2 separate regions of the Homo sapiens genome follow, and region 1 is linked to region 2. A link is an interaction called in ENCODE POLR2A ChIA-PET data of the cell type or tissue named here. Cell type or tissue: PC-9. All regions are shown on one strand.

Region 1 (2,500 bases), 79 kb after region 2:
TGTAAAATAAAAGAAGTTGAACTATGATCCCCAAGGCCCCATTTGCTTAACAGTGCTGATTCTTAACTACAGTAGCAATAAGATCATCAAAAAAATTCACTTCCCAATCCCTGTCACCAAGTTCATATGCAGAGAGACAGAGGGGCTTAGGAGAAAACTGCAACCTAGTAACCAAGGAAACATGAAAATTTTAACAGTGAAAGACATCCTGTGTAGCAAATTCTACAAAGTGAACCAGGAAAATAGAATTAAGGATGAAGAAATAGGCTGGGCGCGGTGGCTCACGCCTGTAATCCCAGCGCTTTGGGAGGCTGAGACAGGTGGCTCACAAGGTCAAGAGATCGAGACCATCCTGGCCAACATGGTGAAACTCTGTCTCTACTAAAAATACAAAAATTAGCTGGGTGTTTTGGCACGTGCCTGTAGTCCCAGCTACTTGGGAGGCTGGGGCAGGAGAATTGCTTGAACCCGGGAGACGGAGGTTACAGTGAGCCAAGATTGTGCAACTGCACTCCAGCCTGGTGACAGAGCAAGACTCCGTCTCAAAAAATAAAACAGGAAATAGTAGGGAGAGTTTTCAGAAACTCTCCTCTACTCCCCAACTTACCCTCAAAAATCAAATTGTAGGTTTCCCCACAGATCTCTGGAAAAAAATGCTTGATAGTTCTCTGGGGTAAACCCTTCTATTTGATCTAAGATTCAGGTAGTGTTAACTTTTGCTTCAAATGCCTTAGTCAAGATTGCTTTTACTGTTAGAAAAATCCTAACTCCTTACATACTGATTATATGCAATCTAGGTAAGTCAAGCCTTCTGCCCTGTCTGCCATTCAGAAGTCTCTTTCATGTATGTAGCTGAATAGTAATCTCATAAAATAATATTGGAATGAATAAAGACCCAGATGTCTCAGGTCATTCCATCCACGCAGTTTCCTCTTTCTCCTTCCTATATTTACATATTAATTTTAAGTCACAGGTGAAAATTAAAGCTTGCTGTCTCTCAGTCTCTCTTTGATATTGCAAAGAAATGTTACAAAGCTTCCTAAGGGAAGGTTTCTTGCAGGAAATAGTGACTCCCAGTATGATTAGTCCCCAAATCTGCCTGCTAGGCTGAGTGAAGAGGACTGAAATGCTCTGTGGGTCACAAGGTCATAAACCTCAGGAATCTGGCCACACTGTCAGGCATTCTCCGCCAAGGACTGGGGGATGTGGGTTCCTATTAGAAGCCAGGTCACCACCAGCTGAAATTGAAACATACATCATAGTCACATCCTGTTTAAGTGAAAACTAACTTCTATTTCCTGGAATTGCTTTTTGTCTGAGGAGAGGGAGTGATTGGGGTGTAGTTAAGGGTAGCTAAGGTGCATGTCATCCCTTGGAATGGGAAGCACGCAGGTTAACGGGGGATGTGGGGACTGCCCTGGAGCATCTTGTCTCTCAGCCATCTCTAGCTCACGTCTCACCCTCCCTTGTTCACCTCTCCCAAGTTCTCGAGTGAGCATTCTGGGCACAGGGAGGTCAAGAGGAAAATGGGGGAAAGTAGTGGGAAGGGTAAGTGAGATGAGAGATGGTAATGATAGAGATCAAATCCTTTTTAGGCCTCCTGTCCCTTGTTTTTCCATCTTGGAGATAGGCTCAAGCTCCGAAATTGAGGGCTACAAGAGCAATAGAGAGAAGCTTTGCTTTCATGGCTGGCACAAAATATGAACCACAAGTTAGAATATCTCCTATTTGAGCATTTATCTGGAATGAGCTCTGAATCCCAGAGGAGGAGTTTCTCCTCCAAGATACAAGTCCTGAACTGGCTCAGAAAGAGAAGCACCCTCTAACGAGTTGGTGGGATAAGCTTTGCGCTGTTTGTGATCAGCCACTCCCCGTACTGCCCACAGGCTGGCCCGCCCGTCCCAACCTTGCTATCACCCTGTGGAATGCCAATTCTAAGAGGCACTTGTATAGAGGGCTTATTAAAACACTGATTGCTAGGCTCCACCCCACAGCTTCTGATTTGCGTCTCTAACAAGTTCCCACGTGATGCTGATGTTGATGATGCTGAACCACACTTGAGAACCACTAGCCCAGCACATCGTAGGCATTTAACCAACATTTGTCGTTCATTTCACAATGGGAAGTCAAGGATGAGTGCTGCGGAACTGAAGAAGATAGGAACCATCTCATTCTGGATCTCTGAGTTTAGAAGTATTTGTTGCATGTTTCCTGCTTCCCACACTGTTCATGCAATTTTAGCAATTTTCAGGAAACAGCTGTTGCTTTCCACCTTGAGAGACAATGAAAACTTAATAATAGGTAAAACGACATTTTGGAAGAAACTGACGTACCTTATATATCTGGGACAGCCTCGCCTCTTACATAATTAACGGTAGACATTGTAGGGATTATGTAAATTGACTTGATTTTCTTTTAAATCTTTAGGAAGACTTATCAATTAAAGAAGTCTAAGTGACTTGCCAGGCTTTACACAAAAACCTTTTTTTGGTCATAAGCA
Region 2 (2,500 bases):
AGGCTAAGGCAGGAGGATGACTTGAGGCCAGTAGATTGAGATCATCCTGGCAACATAGCAAGACCCCATCTCTACAAAAAAAAAAAAAAATAAGAAAAAATAAGAAACTGGATGGGTATGGTGGCTCATGACTGTAGTACCAACCACTCAGGAGGCTGAGACGGGAGGATTGCTTGAGCCCAGGAATTAGAGATTATAGTGAGCTATGATCATGCCACTGCACTCCAGCCTGGGCAACAAAGAGAGACCCCATCTCTAAAAATAAATAAATAAAAACACATTATGGATTTGGTAAGACTAGTAGAAAAGGCAGAAACAATAAACAATAAATAAAATGAATGGGTGGAATCTTTTAAAACACCTTTTAAACTATTAATAAAACCTTTCTTTTCTCTTCATCTTCATATGTTAGTAGGACTTCACAGTAGTCCCATGCTTTTGCCTGGAAACACAGATCATCAGTCTATTTTTAAGGGATTCTTCTTAGGACCAAAACCTAGAACCACTAACCTGGCCCCCGATCTACCCTCTCTTGCCCCCAGTGAATCACTGTGACCTAAAATGCCACAGCCTTCCCCCAGCTGTCCAGGCCCGGCCTGCCCTTCACAGATACAAAAGAATCAAATGGAAATAAAAGGCGTCAGCACCCTGAGCTCCCTGCTGCCAGAAGTTGAGATTTCCCAGTCTACCTCAAGCTATGATTAACAGGAGGCAATGCTAAATGCCAAAAACAACAAAGGAGCTTCAAGGAAACTGTGCTAAAACACTCCCCCTAGTTTTAACTACATACATATCCTTTTCTACTCACTCCACCCCATTCTCCTATGGTACTCCAAAACTATTGTGAAGCCACCAGGTTGCAGAAAGACACTAACAGCTACAGCTTAATGTTCAGAGGTTGATGAAGACCACATAGTGGGCCAATACAGATCACTCCTGAGAAACAAAAAAGCTGTTTTTACAACCAGAAGGAAATTAGATAATCCTAGCCCACATTACTTAATGGTTTTAAGACTGGAAATTCTGTGTGTGTGTGTGTGTGCACGTGCACGTGCGCAAGCTCATTTTGAGGGAGTAATAGTGCAAATAAAGTAAAAGCAGCTACCAGCCTCTCTAAAGATCATCTACAAGACCTCCCCCAGTACAGCCTGTTCTGAGGTACAGTGGCAAGTGCTGGTTCTGGAAGGTTTAAGTTGAGCACCGTAATTCTCTCCTATCTTCAGGAAACTTCCTTCAAAGAGCATTCCTGAGAATTGCCATAATACCATACTCAGTGATCACTCACCCATGTAGGAAGGATTCTCCAGAAAACCCACCCTACTGCCTTGCCCTCCCCTCCCCTGCCAATTTGCAATCCCTTTTGGAACCACCATAATACTCAGGCAGCAGAGCTTTAGTCATGTATCTGTACTTTTGTTTCTTGCTGTAAGGGACCTACCTTCATAAGAGGCAATGCAATGTCTTCTGTCACAAGAGTTATTCCAGGAATTTCCTATAGTGGGGAAAAACACACACACACAGCTGCTCAGTGTATGAACTACCACTAGCTCAAGCTTTCAGGGAGTGTTTTCTGCACAGACAGAAGCTGAGGGCAGCTTCCAGCTTCTAACCTCTACTTTAAATAAACCTTGGAGGGCATAAATAACAGTGAATATAGCCTATCTCTTGCCTCAGGAAAGGACACATTCTTTAAAGTCACAATTATAATAGGTGACAGGGTCTCTAAAGTAAAGGAAAAGACTATTACAAAGAAATAGAGAGCAAATAGGGTATTTTTATACATTTCTATTAAAGAACGAATGAGGCAAATTATGTTTGCACCAAATGTAACGATAAAGGGGAAATGTTTCATTATCAATACTCCTTCCTCTCTCTTCTTTCACTTAAATGTATTATAGTTGGCCCCTACCTCACTAGAAGGAATCAAGACTAACAGGATTCTTGCATGACTTGACTGGGTAATTTTTCTGTACCTCATTGTCCTCTGTAATTTCAGAGGTAGGAGCCCCCCATACCCAAAGGACTATAAATCATGCTGCTATAAAGACACATGCACACGTATGTTTATTGCGGCATTATTCACAATAGCAAAGACTTGGAACCAACCCAAATGTCCAACAATGATAGACTGGATTAAGAAAATGTGGCACATATACAACACCATGGAATACTATGCAGCCATAAAAAATGATGAGTTCATGTCCTTTGTAGGGACATGGATGAAATTGGAAATCATCATTCTCAGTAAACTATCGCAAGGACAAAAAACCAAACACTGCATGTTCTCACTCATAGATGGGAACTGAACAATGAGAACACACGGACACAGGAAGGGGAACATCACACTCTGGGGACTGTTGTGGGGTGGGGGGAGGGGGGAGGGATAGCATTAGGAGATATACCTAATGCTAAATGACGAGTTAATGGGTGCAGCACACCAGCATGGCACATGTATACATATGTAACTAACCTGCACATTGTGCACATGTACCCTAAAACT

Evidence for each region. ChIA-PET counts read pairs that join two places held together with the same protein. Peaks named below come from ENCODE experiments on the same cell type or tissue, not always from the same donor. Only the 100,000 strongest peaks of a DNase experiment are listed, where the experiment ranks them.
Region 1: POLR2A ChIA-PET joins it to region 2 with 8 read pairs; 16 of 35 experiments call an interaction of 5 or more read pairs at or near these places.

What each region holds. Positions count from the first base shown.
Region 1 is chr7:77,426,991-77,429,490 of GRCh38, forward strand. No RefSeq gene overlaps it. Among named protein-coding and RNA genes, the nearest start is that of GSAP, 12 kb to the left of the region's middle. RefSeq lists an enhancer at 182-878. In PC-9, no CTCF peak of the experiment used is centred here; a DNase peak (open chromatin) is centred at 1,231; H3K4me3 peaks cover 437 bases; H3K27ac peaks cover 2,381 bases.
Region 2 is chr7:77,347,913-77,350,412 of GRCh38, forward strand. GSAP (gamma-secretase activating protein) reads right to left here. Exons shown (of 31, transcript NM_017439.4): 19 at 1,439-1,492. Among named protein-coding and RNA genes, the nearest start is that of GSAP, 67 kb to the right of the region's middle. RefSeq lists an enhancer at 121-695. In PC-9, no CTCF peak of the experiment used is centred here; no DNase peak of the experiment used is centred here.